Regions from separate parts of the Homo sapiens genome. Here region 2 is linked to region 1. A link is an interaction called in ENCODE POLR2A ChIA-PET data of the cell type or tissue named here. Cell type or tissue: A673. All regions are shown on one strand.

Region 1 (8,000 bases):
CGGGGTCTGTAAAGATTTGAGGTTCTTCAGATGTCAAAACAAAACGTCTGTCTCCACCGAATTTTGGTCTGACTTCTCTGGAACCGGCTATGTCCTGCTAAATCCTTGATACCAGCAGGTTTACCAGGCGCCCAGCAGACTCCCTTGGGAAATGGGGCCTCAAAACTCCCTAGTCCATCTGAACCTCTAGCTTAGTCCAGGAAATTCAGGGCCTGCTTGCTACTCATTTTCTTGCAAAAACAAGCTCCTAGCTGGTGGAGGTGGAAACTAGCTTTTAGCTAGAGGAAGAATTAGCAAAACCACTAAATCACTAACACTGAATATTCAACATTTCAACTCCCTTTCCCAGAAGCAAATTTGGTGTATAATTGAAATTTTTAATTGTTCTTTAATTGTATACACACACACAACTATATATACCTATATGTATATATATTCAATAGGAGAGAAAGAAGCAAGAGCTGCCAAGGCCCTATGGCTCAAAAGGATTCTCCACCTGGCTGGGCACATAGAGGCGATGGTACCCAGAGCAGGATCTCCAAGTCTGAGTCTGCATTCAGAGGTTTGCCTCCTCAAAAACAACTGAACAAAGGCTGAAGCCGCACTGAGCGCTCGGAAGGCTGGGGAAAGGAGGAGGAAAGCATATGAACTCAGATCCAGGCCTTAAGACAGAAAACACGGAGGCCGTTTCTTTCCAAAATATATCATTAAATCATCGTGTTCTTTCCCTTTAGCCTGGGATGAGTGGGGGGAGGGGATATTCATGGAGATCACTCCTCAAAGAAAATTAAATTATTCTAAATATAAAAGCGTATCTCTTGGTTCAGCAGTCTTTTCCAAATCTATCCCGTTTGCTATTTCACACAAATACAAAGACTCTGGTGTCTCCTTCCATAGCCCGGGTTCCCGCAGAGATTTGGAACCACTAGGAAATTTGTTAAAAAAAAAAAAAAAAAAAAAAAGCCGAAGAGAAAGGACGCTAAAATCTGAGTGCTCAACATTCCCTTCAGAAAGACAAATGTGTCCTCTGAAATGCTGCAGTCCAAGCGGGCCTCTTGACCAAGAAAACAGTTTTAAAACGAGAAAAAAACAGCTTCATCTGGCATTCAATCAGTTGGGAACTCAGAGGGCGGCGGGGAAGGGGGGACGCTTTTAAGGCCTGGGGGTTCTCCCCCAGGGAGGCGGGCTGAGGAGGCTTCCGGGATGCCGGCGGGTGGAAGAGAAATCTGGAACCGTTGTAAATATTCATGTGGGGGGATGCCCCTTCACCCTTCACCCGCCTCTCCCAGCTGCATTCCCCCCTCAGTGATAGTGGGGGAGGGCAAGGCGACTGCCCCACTGTCCTTAGACAAAGGTGATCTCCCCATATTTTTGTTCTCCAGTCGCTTGACTTAAGAAGTCCATTCCGAAGGCTCTGTAGGGAAGGAACTGGCTCTGGGTGTTTTCCCTGCATTTCTCTTCTTTCGTTTCTTAAAAGAGCATAAATAATTAAAGTTTGGCAGGGAGGAAAAGCTTTCTTGCAGAACTGTAGTGGCAATAAATGAAATGACTCAGAATCCCTTCCCCAGTCAGCTTTTACGAGAGCTGCCAGACAGTGTCTGTTCACGTTCTCCAGATACCAGGGGCGCCCTGACAAAGTTAAGGTCAAGTTAGTGTCTTATCTTGGGTGACTCAAAATCACCGCATCGCGTCCTGGCGCTGTGCGGAAAGCTCTTTCTCGCGGAGCGGCTGGCTGCGCCCCGAAGGCCTGGTGCGCTCCCTGCGTTTCGGGTGGGGCCGCGCAGGCAAGGACAAGGCCACAGAGTCGGGGTCTTCACGGTAGGTTCTCGAGCGGGACGCGCGGGTCCGGAGGCTGCGGTTTTCCCTGGGTTTGGGGAATGGGGGTAGGAACTAGGAGGGAGCTGGGGCCAAAGAGCCAAGCGGGCTGGGACTGGAATGAAAGCGCTCTGGGTTGTGGAGTGGGTCGGGGGGCAAGGGTCCGCGCTAAGGAGCCGAAAGGGGCCGGCCGCCCCCTTCCCCTATGCACCGGCGCGCCACTGCAGATGGCTCACCCTCCCCCGCCAAATCGCTGCTCCCGCCGGAGCTGCCGTCGCCATGTCGTTGAACTTGAATGGTTCGTCCTCCCCTTTTCCCTCTTCGGCGGTCAGCAGGCTCCATACTGGGGGCGCCGGGCTGCCTGCACCCCACCCCGTGCCGCCAGTAGAGAGAAGGTGCGAGAATTTTGCGAATCCCCAGACACATAAAGACCCGGGTTGAAGTCCTCGCAGCTGCCCTGGGTCCTGAGCTACCGCAGGGCCAGTGTGCAGCGTCCAGGGAGCCATTTTAGGAGAGAGATCCAGGGGCGTCGACCACGAGCCCGAAAGGGAGAGGCTTGGGCCTGGGATGGAGATGGGGAGGCAGATAAGTGTGCTGGGGGTCTGGGTTGAGGAGAAGAATGTCAGCTGGAATCTGGGCGGGGGTGCCAGCTGCGGGGAGGGAGCACACAAGATGGGCAGTTCTAGTTGGGGGAGGCTCGATGCCCTCCAGTCGCCACAGACCTATTTGCGCAGTGTTGGGGGAGGGAAGAAGACATGGGAAGGGGCGGAGGAAGGAGAGAGGAAGGGAGAAAGGGAGGGAGGAGAAAAAGAGGAAGGGGGGGTACATCAGCCAGAAAATAGATATTAGCTCAGACCACCCGCCTTTTCTCTGTCTGTCCGCACGGTGGGCAGAGCGCACAGCACCGGCACTGCAGCAGCCCGGGCCAGGGAGGGAACCAGCATCACAGCCAGCGCCGCCTGCCCTGGGTATAGGACTGAGGCCCAGGCCCCAGCGCTGGGATTGCCTGGGCGGAGGAATCTTGGGGAAAGGGGCAGCCTCCTGCCCTCGGTTCTGGGATTTGGGTTTGGGAAGAGACGGTTTACCTTTGAAAAGCGTCTGCTCACTCGGAGGTGGGATCCCAGGCCTTGCCTGGACCCATGGGCTAGGAGAGGGTCGCGGCAGGCTGGGAGGAGAGTGAGGCCTTGGGGGAGTGGATGGGGTGCCCCACGAAGAGTCTGCCTCAGAGCCAGGTGACACAGAGGGGCTCCAGGAGGGAGTCAGGCTCCGCTGAGAGCCCTTAGAGAGACAACCTATCTTGGGGGAGGGGCTGAAGTGACCATGCAGACCCAAGGGTACCAGAAGAGCCTCGGGGAAACGCGGCGTGGATTCGCAGGCCTTGGCGGGGCTCCGAAGCAGTGAAGGGTCTAGGTATAAGGCGGACACCCAGGCTAGGCCTGAAAGCAGAGGGGTGAGGAGGACGAAGGTGCGAGTGTGTGGGGGTTGTCTCTTGTGGGGAGCCAGCGGGAAGCCAAGCACCCTAAGAGTAGGACTCCAGATCCTTTTGTTCACCAGACTCCCCAGATTCTAGGGAGGCTGGGGACCACGGGCTGAGCCCCCTCCTGGCTTCAGTGCTGAAGGAGAAGGCAGAGAGGCAACGGGGAGAGAGACAGAGACAGTGACACACAGCTTAGAGGAAAGGAGGGGAGAGGATGAGAGGACAGAGAGAGAGAGGAGAAGGGAGACAGGAAAGCAAGAGGAAGGAAGAAGGAAAGCGGAAAAGAAGAGGAAGGAGAGAAGTGAAGACAGGAGAGAGAAGGGAGAAGACTGAAGAGAAACGAGGCAAGGAGAAAGAGAGACAAGAACAGAGAGGGAAACCAGAGAGAAGGGAAGAGAGCCGGGTGGGCACGAAGGCCCCGGCCTGGGTGAGTGCCTAGGTGGTGAATGGCCTGGGTTTTTCCGAGGCCAGCACTCGCACCCTTGGGGTCAGAACCGGAAAGAGCCAAGTCACTCCACTCTGAACGCGCTGGGCAGAAAAATATGTAAATCAGGGCTCCCTGCGCCCTGGAGAGTGGCGAAATTACTCCCGCCCGGTGAACAAGAAGCAACAAGCTCCCAGGCGGGTGAGCTGCAGAGGGTGGCAGAGTCGCGGGGGAGGGAGCGGCTGCAGTAAGGGGGGTGGGGTTCGGAACCTCACACCCTCACACCTAGTTCCTAGCTTCTAGGGAGCCTGGAGCCGGGGCTTCCCCCCCTCTGCTCGCTGCTTCTCTCCCTTCCCCCTTCCTCCCCCTCTTCCCCCTCCTTCCTCCTCCCCGCCGGCCTCGGTCCGCGTACTTAAAGCGGCGCGGGAGGGCGGACGCGGGCGGGCGGCCCGTTCGGGCGGTGGCAGATGCGCCCAGCGGTGACAGCGGCCAGCGGCGCGCAGGTGACCGGCCTGAGGCGCAGCCTGGTCAGGGAGCGCCCGGGGAGAGCTGGCGGCAGAGGGCAGCCGATCCGCCCCCAGCGCGCGCGTCTCGGCGCCAGGAGCCGTCCCGGGGCGTGTTGGCGAGCGTTGATATAGATATAAGGACATTTCTCTTCATGGCGTCACGTGACATAATTACCACCAGAATCAATCAAGATGAATTGCACGTCAGCGCCCGGTGGGGATTTTTGCTTAGTTGATCCTGGCCCAAGCCTCTTGTGCAATCGATGGCTCAGGTTGGCTGCGCGGGGAGCGGCCAGAGGCTCGCTGGCGCGCACGCCGCGGAGTCATGAACGACTTTGACGAGTGCGGCCAGAGCGCAGCCAGCATGTACCTGCCGGGCTGCGCCTACTATGTGGCCCCGTCTGACTTCGCTAGCAAGCCTTCGTTCCTTTCCCAACCGTCGTCCTGCCAGATGACTTTCCCCTACTCTTCCAACCTGGCTCCGCACGTCCAGCCCGTGCGCGAAGTGGCCTTCCGCGACTACGGCCTGGAGCGCGCCAAGTGGCCGTACCGCGGCGGCGGCGGCGGCGGCAGCGCGGGGGGCGGCAGCAGCGGGGGCGGCCCCGGCGGGGGCGGCGGCGGCGCGGGGGGCTACGCTCCCTACTACGCGGCGGCGGCGGCGGCGGCTGCGGCGGCCGCGGCGGCCGAGGAGGCGGCCATGCAACGCGAGCTTCTCCCGCCCGCGGGCCGCCGGCCGGACGTGCTCTTCAAGGCGCCTGAGCCGGTGTGCGCTGCGCCGGGGCCGCCGCACGGCCCCGCGGGCGCCGCCTCCAACTTCTACAGCGCGGTGGGCCGCAATGGCATCTTGCCACAGGGCTTCGACCAGTTCTACGAGGCAGCGCCCGGGCCCCCGTTCGCCGGGCCGCAGCCCCCGCCGCCACCCGCGCCGCCACAGCCCGAGGGCGCAGCCGACAAGGGCGACCCCAGGACCGGGGCTGGTGGCGGCGGGGGCAGTCCCTGCACCAAGGCGACCCCTGGCTCGGAGCCCAAGGGGGCAGCAGAAGGCAGCGGTGGCGACGGCGAGGGCCCCCCGGGAGAGGCGGGGGCCGAGAAGAGCAGCAGCGCAGGTAGGCACCGGGTACTGGGCAAGCGGTGGGCCCGGGGGCCGCGGGGGAGGGGGGGGGGGCGGAGGCCTCCCTCTGCTTGCGCCTTTTTATGTGCTACTTTATAAGCATTCGAAGAGGTTTATACATCCTATAAGATTTCCTGGGCCGTTGTAAAGTGTGTTTATGGTAGGAAACCAATTTAGGTGGGCTTAAGGTAGACTTCGAGGAGGACATTAATAGCTGTCGAGAGCCTTTTCCCAGTTTTGGGCAGGGGGTTGCTAGATACCATGGAGGGAGGGAGGGAGGGAGATTTCAAGCCAGTGTGAGTGCATACACCGGAGCCTCCTGCTTTTAAGGGAGAGAGGCGGGGGGTGGGGAAGTGGGGGGAGTTTGATCCTTGCACTGGACTTTATCCAAGCCGCTAGCTGACGCGCGCCGCTGGAGTCAAGCAGATGCCCCGGCGGGCCTGCTCTTGTCTCTGTTCCCTCAGGTTCCAGTTTAGAGCCTGCCTTGCCCTCTGCTTCCCCACCTCCGTGCCAGGCTCTGTGTGTGTGTGTGTGTGTGTGTGTGTGTGTGTGTGTGTCCGGGCGTGAACACATGTCCACGCCCGCACTCTCTCCTGTGCCCGCCCATATATCATCCCCCACGACGCAGGCAGGGCCTTTCGGCCGCGGCAGAGAACGTCCCCAACGGGGCCAGGGCCTGGCCCTCGCTCAGTGGCCCGGGCGGGCGGGCGGGTGGGGGCTGTCAGGCAGCGGCCTCTCTCACCCCCTGGTCTCTTTGCCTTGCAGTTGCCCCCCAGCGGTCCCGGAAAAAGCGCTGTCCCTATACCAAGTACCAGATCCGCGAACTGGAACGCGAGTTTTTCTTTAACGTGTACATAAACAAAGAGAAAAGACTTCAACTCTCTCGGATGCTCAACCTCACTGACCGGCAAGTCAAAATCTGGTTCCAGAATCGCAGGATGAAAGAAAAGAAACTGAACAGAGACCGTCTGCAGTATTTCACTGGAAACCCCTTATTTTGAGAGCTCCAGGAAGCGCCCTCACCCCAGCCCCACTCACCCACCCTCCTTCCCACCAGCCTGCTCTCCGCAGGCCCACTGTCCTTGGGTTTAATGACGTCTCTTCTCTGTGGAACTTCACGATTCCTTCCCACGGTCAACTCGGGACCTCCCAGCGACCACTGCAGCCTGCGGACGAGGCCGGGACTTGGCCGAGCGGATCCTAATAAGGGGAAAATGGTAAATGCAAACGTCCCGTTACAATTTTACCGCCAGTGTGCTGTCGTTCCCCCTCCCCCTCTCCGAGTCCTCGTGGGGACACGGCGGGGTCTGTAGGAAGTTGGGCCGGGTTGGGGGTTGCTAGAAGGCGCTGGTGTTTTGCTCTGAGTTTTAAGAGATCCCTTCCTTCCTCTTCGGTGAATGCAGGTTATTTAAACTTTGGGAAATGTACTTTTAGTCTGTCATATCAAGGCATGAGTCACTGTCTTTTTTTGTGTGAATAAATGGTTTCTAGTAAAATGGAGGTTACAGCTTCAATACACTGTATGAATTCTCCTCTTTGAGGTTTAGTGCCTCCTTAGGATATTTTAGTGGCCAGAACCCATGCAACTGAAAATCGAATGAAATACTTTTTAGTCCCACTAAAATAGTAGTCGTACCCTCCCACCACCTCTAGGTTACACTGGTTTTAAAAATCATGTTAGTGATGAATTTCTGAATTGACGATGTGACCAAGCAATGCTGGCGCTGCCTTCTCCAGGCAGTAAGGCTGGGGCAGCAGGAACCTAAGAAGAAAACTCCCACCCCCACCACTAGTCTAGTGAACTTGGGATTTCTGAAAAGACAGCAACCATTTTTAAAAACTGGTTAGAAAATCCAAATGATCTCTTACAAGCTAACAAGGAGTCACAGTCCCTTAAAAAAGAAGAAACCAAAATTAGAAACTTCCATTGAAGGGAGAAGTTTTCGAAAAGGAAGTCATCAGTAGGTGGAGAGGGCTTGCTGGTGTCATAAGTGGACCTGGAGTAGGGAAGGTAAACCCTCCCCGCCCCCACTGAAATAGGGCCAGGAGCTGCAGACCCTCTCACGGCATTTATCGCTTCAAGTTAAAGAATGTGGTGAGGGCTCTACTGCACTTTATGTTGCAGGGCCAGGCCAGGCTGTTTACAAAACCTTGAACTGTCTAGACAACACCATAAAAGCCAAAGTTCTAAACAGCTTAATTGGGTTATATTATACACCTTCTGGTGGGCCCAAAAGAGATTTCCGCAATGTGCAATAAACTGGAGAAGTGAGAAAAGCTCTCTCTCTGAAAAGAGTGAAGTGAATCTTATGAGTCTTAACCTCTCCTAAGCCCAAAGACAAAATATAAATCTATAAATGCACAGTACCCCATGCATCTTCCAAGGAGTCATGCACTTCAAAATGCAATTAAAAAAATTGCTAAGCCTTATTTGGGAAGGAAAAAATAAGTGCATAAATGTATGCCTTTGAACTTCCAAAATGTCAAGGTCATCACCTTTAACCTTTCTGAATAATTAGGCGCCTTAAGTTCTTCTTGATTTTCAGCTGCCACCCACTCTCACACATACATGCTCACACATATAGAGAGCCACACACACATTTATGACCACACAAAATCATACCAGGAGCTCACCATAAATCTAAGAAAATTCCTAATTTCAGGATC
Region 2 (8,000 bases), 550 kb after region 1:
AATGCTGCAAAGGCAAACAGATGGAAGAGCAACGCGTGTGCGTGTGTGTATGTCTCCTAAAATGAATATGTTTGAAGGAAAGAGAATGACAAAATCCTCCAAATTTGGATTCCAGTGTGGATATAGGCTTACAGCTAACATTATTTGATTATTTCTTTCACATTCAGTCATTCCAATATGTTTACAAATTATTTTATTCAAAATACATACATCTGAACAGATATTAACAGATGACCCTAACAGATACTAGGTACAATTGATGACAAACTATCCATATCATCTGATCATCTTAGGTTTTAGTAGAATGCCATCTAGTAGACAGATTTAAACAAAGAAAGCATTTGTTCCGACTCGAGGGCATCCTTTAGGTGGCTTTGTGGCTCACCTAGTTAGGAAGACCTGAAAAGGATGTGGTGCAGAGCTCCGGGGAGGGAAGCAAGGGTTTCAAATCCATGACTAAGAAACAGAAAATTGTTCATTTTAAAATGTCATCTGTGGCTGAAGTGTTGAAGAATTTGAATCTGCGTATTGTGATTCTTCCACCTTTTCAAACTCTAAAATTAGGCCAGGAATTACATATATCAAATACTATGCAAAATGTAAAACAGGCATGCCGTTTATGGCTCTCTACGTAAGGTGGAAATTAAATCTTCAGCCTCCAATAAAATTGTATTTCTGTAATAAAACTGCTGCACCTTGACTCTAGACTACATTGAATCCCAAATTAAACACTCCATTTGCTGTACTGTAACAAGCAAAAGGGTTTGCTACACTGAACAATATTACAGATAGGAAAAACGTATTCTTTTTTGCTTTATCACCTATGTAGAGACCACGAAAACAGGCTAATTCCTCATCTCTTCTTTCTCAGAACACAACATGTTTTGATATGGGAAATTTTAAAATTCTATCTTTCATTGCTAAAATTTATATTTCTTCCTAATTCTATAAATCAGCATAGATGACTAGGCCTAAAAAAAGTCAACCAAGTAGGATATTTACTACAAAATGTCTACTGCATTTCATGGATAACTCAGGCTTATAAGCAGAAACAGCTGGTGTGCTAAAGGCTAGGTACATTTCTTTATGCATTATGTATAATTCCCCATAATGTACATGCAACATTCACTCCACATCCATATCTGAAGTGCACACATACTGCTACATGATCTATGAAAGTTTTAAACTTAGGATCTGTTAATACATATGTATTTATCTCACCCAGTGTTGATTTAGAAGAAATTAGACTGGATGTTCTTTTAAGCAGTCTAATTCTATAGTTTTTTTTTCCCTCACCACGCCATGGCCCAGCCAGCGCTGACTTCTGGCATTTGTAAAGTGTCTGTAATAGAAATGAAAGCCTACCCAGGGTGAGGAATAGAAAGCAATGAATACTAATGTTGCTTCTTCTTACCAACTAAAGTGCAGGCGAACAAGACAGGAAGCTGTCTGTGCCTCTCTGTCTCGGCCGTCCTCCCTTGGCTCTGCCAAGCCACCCTCTAGTGGACTGAGGGGGGAATTTCCTTTCCTGGCTGCCTCACTCGGCTATTCATTTGATAAATGAGCTCCCCTCCCCCTCTCTCAGGAGATGGTAGATATTATTAACCTTCAAGCACGATACAGCGAGATGAATGTTAATCATGAAGGGATTTCTCATCAAGTTTAATGGTGTAAGACATAGAGAAGTTGTGTTAGCAGTTTCAATCCTGCTAAAAATGCTAATTGTTATGTTTCATATGATAGGTGAGGATAATAGGAAAATGGCAACAGCTTCAGCGTTTCCATTTGGAAGTTGTTGCCCATAATTTTGAGGCAAATATAGAGGAAAAGATTACGGTCCTTAGTATGAATGACTTGTGAAGAGGCTAATTTAGGGCTGCTTCTTTGGAGACATTGGAGATTTGAGGCTTGACATCTACTGAGCTCAAGAAAAGAGAATTTTCTGCTGGGAAGAACTAAAGCCAAAAGAAGAAATTTTGGACCTAGAAAGAACATGAGTCTATGGTAAGGGATACAAGGTTATAGTGTTGAGTACTGATCTTTTGAGCACTTTCTGTCTTCTACATTTTTCTCTGTGTTTCACTGGCACTTTTGCCAACATGTAGAGGTAATCTTTTTTTTAAAGCAGTTATTTCATCCTGACCTAGGAATCATAGTAAGTGCACTTAGGAGTCCTAGATGAACCCCAAGAGAAATGCCATTTTTGTTTTTCTCAACATGTCCCTTTCCTTGCCCCATGAGTTGTTACCCATGCTCTGGCATAAGGACACCCTACTGTCCCCAGCTTCAATGACCCCAGTCTTGCAGAGTTGGCTTCTCATGTAGCTCTGTTGTTTGTCCTGGTCCCTAACTGTTTGAGCTGGGGTTCTTTCGGGGCACATACACACACAAGTGGGGATCCTGGAATGTTATATGAGCAATGTCTTCAGTGTATACTTTTACTTGACTTTGATTACCCTAAATTCTATTGCTCAACCCTAAACTTCTATAGTAGCTCATGGTGTTACCTGTGAATGAACTGGAAAGCATTTTGCTGCAAGGAAGCTTATCAGTTGAATGTGGGCCTTGAAAAATTTCCTTGTAATTTCATAGTTTATGTGTTCAGTTTGACTTTAGAAAGCATCTAAATGATAAATGCAAATTCAAAAATAATCCATTAAGGATATGAGCCTATGTGGATATGGACCTTTTTAACTGTATTGTCCCAGTTTTCATATGTAGCTTTTGTCATCATTTTTTTACAGACTCCTATAAAATGGAGTCAACATAGAGAAAATATGTGATTCTCCAGGTGCTAACATGAGATGGGATATCAATGACTAACATTATTTTCCCATCAATAATGATAATTATACTAATTAGTCCAGGCATCACACCTGTGTAAAATCCCTATCCCTATTTTACAGATGAAGTCACTGAGACACCAAAGGTTAATTGCTTGCCCAAAGCCATGTAGCAACTTGGTGAGTACCAGTATTTAAAATCTTACACTCTTGCTTCCTTAACAATGGAACAAAGTTATTGCTTGTATCACAGGAGATTGGTGTCAATGAACAATGGAGCAAAGGGGTCACATATTGCTTGTTTTAAAATTGTAGACTCTTTCTCATATTAATGGAGTCCTTTACTGTGTTTTCCAGGTTGAAGTTACTTTAGTGTCGAAAGCTCCACATATGTGCTTTTCGCAAAATCAATAGTCACCCCATGCAAACGAAGAGATGGTAATTAGAGATGGGACAGACCCCAACATATCCTTCATTTGAAGATAGAATAAATTCAGCAAGATACCTAATTATTATCATCATCTTTCACAAAAACATATGTGATTTTTCCCCCCTACCCAAATGTTTTAGTGAAAACTGCAACTGTGCATTAAAAGGCAGTTTTGCATGCATATATTCAGAGAACAATATGGAGAATCTATCCCTTGGGATAAAAAAAAAAACACCCAGCAACAACAAACTTGAAAACAGATGGTTCTGATACAGTCTGATAAGAATGTAAACAAGAAAATCTTTGTTGACTTATTTCATAGTAATCAGTAATAATTAGTTATTGTCTAGAGGTGAGTTACAAATTTCACAAGCATGGCCACGAACAGCCTCTGAAAAGTGAAGCTAAATTTGTGACATCAGTGAGGAATTACTGACCCCTGCTGAACCCTCCTTATTAACATTTTTCTTGATTGACATAAAGGAATGAAACCCTGGAAGAGGATAATTTCTGCATTCTTTGTTTTTTCTTTTGTCATCATTTGATTTAGAGATATTAGACCCCTCTGACTAATCCATGAATTTTAAGTTCTTTGAAAAAGAACTTAAATTTTCTCTACAGCTTAGAGAACTAAAGCTCTCTTTCCTTCCGTTTTTCCTTCCTTCCTTCCTTCCTTCCTTCCTTCCTTCCTTCCTTTCTTCCTTTTTTCTTCCCTCCCTCCCTTCTTTCCTTCCTTCCTTCCTTCCTTCCTTCCTTCCTTCCTTCCTTCCTTCCTTCCTTCCTTCCTTCCTTCATGGGGTCCACAGTTTAGTTGGAGAGGCAAGTTTGTAAAAAAATAACTATCACCCAGTTTGTTAAGAAGTGGGCAAGGGCTGGATGCCATGGTTCATGTCTGTAATCCCAGCACTTTTCAGAGGCCAAGGATGAGGAGGATCACTTGAGCCCAGAAGTTTGAGACCAGCCTGGGCAACAAAATGAGACTCCATCTCTACAAAAAAATTAAAAAAAGATTAGCTAGGTTTGATGGTGTATGTCTGTGGTCCCAAATACGTGGAAGGCTGAAGCAGGAGGATCGCTTGAGCCCAGGAGATCAAGGCTGAAGTGAGTTATGATTGCACCACTGCACTCCAGCCTGAACAACAGAGCAAAACTCTGTCTCAGGAGGAGGAGGAGGAGGAGGAGGGGAAAGGGTGGGAGAGGGGGAGGGAGGATGAGGGGGAGTGAAACACAGAGGGAGGAGGAGTGCCAGTGAAACACAGAGAAAAATGTAGAAGCTAGAAAAATGTAGAAGATAGAAAGGGAGGAGGAGGAGGGAGGAAGGGAGGAAGGGAGAAGGAAGAGAGAAGGAGAAGGAAGGAAGAAGAAGAAAGAAGTGGGAAAGATGGCATGGAGAGGAGTCAGGAGAAGGACTGAGTCCTTGCAGAGGAGATATTAGACCAGGTATTATGTAGTGCTATTACCAAGTCCTGACTGCAGAGATCACCAGGCTGTTGACTATGACATCCTGAGTGAATAATGAAAATTTAAACTGCTGGCTAATTCTTTGGATCAGGTGATTGTACACCATCAGTTGTGTGGGTAGCATGCAGACAAGATCATGGTATCCTGCCATGATCCAAAAGTTTGGAGAGGTGCCCTTCTTTTACAATACTTGTAATAGAAAACTTAGGCTGTATTCCTCCATGATAACGTGCCTTTGGAAAGAGTAGTCCCTTCTTTAATATGTAATTCAGCCATCTGAAAATACTTGTTATTAAAATAAAATAATACAAATAGTCTATGACAAATAGTCTAGGCAGTGCATCCTGGAAACCCTTGGCTTTTATTCAACAATATTCAAGAGCTGTTTAGTCAGTGCTTGTAACTTGTCAGACACTACTAGGCACGTGAATTAAGAGAATGAATGCTCTATGTAACTTCTCCTTTATAGAACACAAAATCTGGTTGGGAAGGACAATATCAAACAGAAAATTACCCAAATTGTTTATTAATGAAAATGTGATAAGTGCTATTGGAAGCAATAGATGCTGTTGTTTTGTCTACCCTGATTCTATTCTTCCGGTGACAGCATCTTGATTTTGTTTTGAGAACTATCCTTCACCATTGCATGCAACCTTGATGAGACTCTTAGTCGAGGGGCACTGCCCCTACCTAGTTTGTGATTCAAGCTGGGCCAGTAAGATGCCCTTTTCCAGTAATGAGTGCACTCTCTCGCTCACTCGCTCTCTCTCTCTCTCTAGTTTAATAGTATAAAGATCTTCAAAGTTTGTATTTACGTTGGTCAAAAGTAATTGCGTTTTTTACCATTGCTTTTAATGTTTAATCCTTAGCTTTTCCTTTGAGTTGAGAGTGACCCTTATATCCTTCCAACAAATTTCTTAAGTTAATCTGTTAAATTAACTGCTTGTAACCAGTTGTAGTATTTATAGCACTGCCTAAAAATCCAGGACTCAAATAACAGGTAAACTAAATTGTGGCATGATTTTGAGAGTTTGTTAGAGTTTAAGAGAATGTATTTTACTGACTGTGATGCTTAGAACATTCTATTTTGAATAGCATGAGTTGGTGACAGAGGATTAATTTTCTTCCTGTATCTGTAATAAATAACATTTCCATAATATCAGTAGTCATAATATCTATAAAACAAAATATAAATATTATAAACTTTGACAGTATAGAGCTATACCCTGACAGAAGTCCAGAGATGATGAGGTATGTTAACTTTCTTATCTGAGAGTATTAAGGTCAATAACTCTTTTCTAAAGCTGCTAGATCCAGAAATGAATACATCTATCCAACTGAAGAACTAAAAAATCATGAGTTAGCCCAAATTGGGGAGCAGGTGGGGAGGGAAGGAAGGCATATAAATGAATGAAATTCTTCATCTTTCATGCAGAGAAGTCAGCAGGTACTGGCTACCTAAGACTGAAAAATCAAGAAAGAGAGATGCAGGCATATTATTTATTTGGAGTTAAAAGTAGAAACCACTGGAAGAAATAAAATGTAAGTTTATTAATAATGACTTCCTTTGGAGAATAGATGGTAGGAGAAGGGTCTAGATAGAGGGTATAATTTGACACAAACTTGGCTGCAGAAGATCTGGCATTCCAGAAATATATGCGTCATTAACCTAGTGATGGCATTAAGAAAGCGATATTATCCCGGGCTGTGTTAAGACAAGTATTATTTGCAGCTAGGAAATAACCCTTGTGTCAAATTTATTGTAGGTTGGGCTTTTATTTGAATATTACACTTTGGGTCTGTAACTTAAAACATATGCAGGAAAATTGCATAGAATCCACGTATAGAAGAGGAAAATGATGACAGGGATTGGAGACTATGTACACAAGGAAAGGAGGTGGGTTGTTTATTCTGGAGAAGAGAAGGCTGAAGGGAGACAAAATTAACAACCTATGGGCAGTGAGGTGGAACTCTGCAGAACACCAGTCAACCTTCTCCATCTCACTGGACTGAACAGAAGAAAATGGGTTTAGACTGCATCAGGAGAAAATGTGTTTTTAAGACACAGGAAGACTTGATGACCTGTGGTTGTGACTGAACGTGGGAACAGGATGCCCTAAGAACTTTTGGAGTACTTTAGAAATAAGATAGAAATATTCATTTTCAAAATAAGGGTTTGTATTAGACTTGAGGTCCCTTTAGATACAGTAACCACATTCTATAGTTGGATGTCTGTGAACTTACATATGGAGAAAGGTTAATGATCAAGTGGTCTAAATAGTCTCACCTTGGCTGTGATTCCCAGGTAATATCTCATTAGGGAAAAAAAATCAATATTCACATTTTTTTTCTTTAAAGTACTGTGCTATCTACTGGTTCTTTTAAAATATATATGCATGCACATATATATATATAACTGTGTATCATATTTTAAGGGAAATTCATATAGTCTTAGGAGCAATAGTTATCATATTCAAAGTTTGTACCATTAAAATATTTATGGTTTATTTTTCTAACAAAAGCAATAAGATTTTGATGCTGAAAATCTTCAAAAACACAAAAAGCACAGGAAATACCTTTTTTTTCATTAAAATGTGAGCAAGCAAAAAAAAAACATACAAACAAATTTGGTCCTGTCTTATCATGACTGCTGCTAAGGCGGTCCAGCTGGGTTTCCCTGTAGCCAGAATCTGGTCCCCTATGCTCATCCTTTCAAGAAGGAAGTGTGAGTGCCTGATTAGCTGTGTCTTTATCTTTCCTCCTCACTGCAATTGGATCGCACTTACCCAGTCTCTCACACTTATGTATTGAAACAATTATTAGAAATGTGGTGATGGAGTATTGACTTACCTGGCACCTAAGTCGAGGTTAATCCCTTTTGAAAGCTGGTTGTATAATCTGTGCCTGGGCAGCTGTAGCCCTGGCAAGTTTAGTTAAGACACTAAAATGAACATCTGGATGTTGGTTCAGGCATTTGTATTCAACACCTGGATAGGATTCTTCAACTTTGGTCTTTGGGTCTGAAGAAAACCCCTATCTACGTAAAGCTCGTGGTTGCTTGAGATTTGGTGTGGGAGGGCAGAAAGGGAGGAGTGAAGGGAATGACTATTGGTTCCTTAACCAATAGAGGCTGCCACAACAGGATTCCTGAGCTAAAGGAAGTTTGAAAATTTCAGACCATGCTGATCGCAGGTGATAGACACCTTGCGGGCCAACTCTTCCTATCCATGCATACACTTGAGTGATGGACAGACATACCTCATTTTATTGCACTTTGCTTTGTTGTGCTTCACAGATTTTTTTTATGGTATCTGTTATGGTGATCT

Evidence for each region. ChIA-PET counts read pairs that join two places held together with the same protein. Peaks named below come from ENCODE experiments on the same cell type or tissue, not always from the same donor. Only the 100,000 strongest peaks of a DNase experiment are listed, where the experiment ranks them.
Region 2: POLR2A ChIA-PET joins it to region 1 with 17 read pairs; 2 of 35 experiments call an interaction of 5 or more read pairs at or near these places.

What each region holds. Positions count from the first base shown.
Region 1 is chr2:176,102,809-176,110,808 of GRCh38, forward strand. HOXD11 (homeobox D11) reads left to right here and starts at 4,472. Exons shown (of 2, transcript NM_021192.3): 1 at 4,472-5,328; 2 at 6,099-6,946. The coding sequence starts at 4,548. The coding sequence ends at 6,334. RefSeq lists an enhancer at 1,342-2,328. In A673, a CTCF peak has its summit at 1,663; DNase peaks (open chromatin) are centred at 2,633, 4,023, 4,423, 5,723 and 6 weaker places; H3K4me3 peaks cover 7,304 bases; H3K27ac peaks cover 7,712 bases.
Region 2 is chr2:176,652,558-176,660,557 of GRCh38, forward strand. It overlaps LINC01117 (long intergenic non-protein coding RNA 1117), which reads left to right. Exons shown (of 4, transcript NR_110599.1): 3 at 2,907-2,963; 4 at 3,141-3,401. Among named protein-coding and RNA genes, the nearest start is that of LINC01117, 19 kb to the left of the region's middle. In A673, CTCF peaks have their summits at 174, 1,513 (motif pointing left) and 4,616; DNase peaks (open chromatin) are centred at 1,494, 3,704, 4,064, 4,384 and 2 weaker places; H3K4me3 peaks cover 5,491 bases; H3K27ac peaks cover 7,849 bases.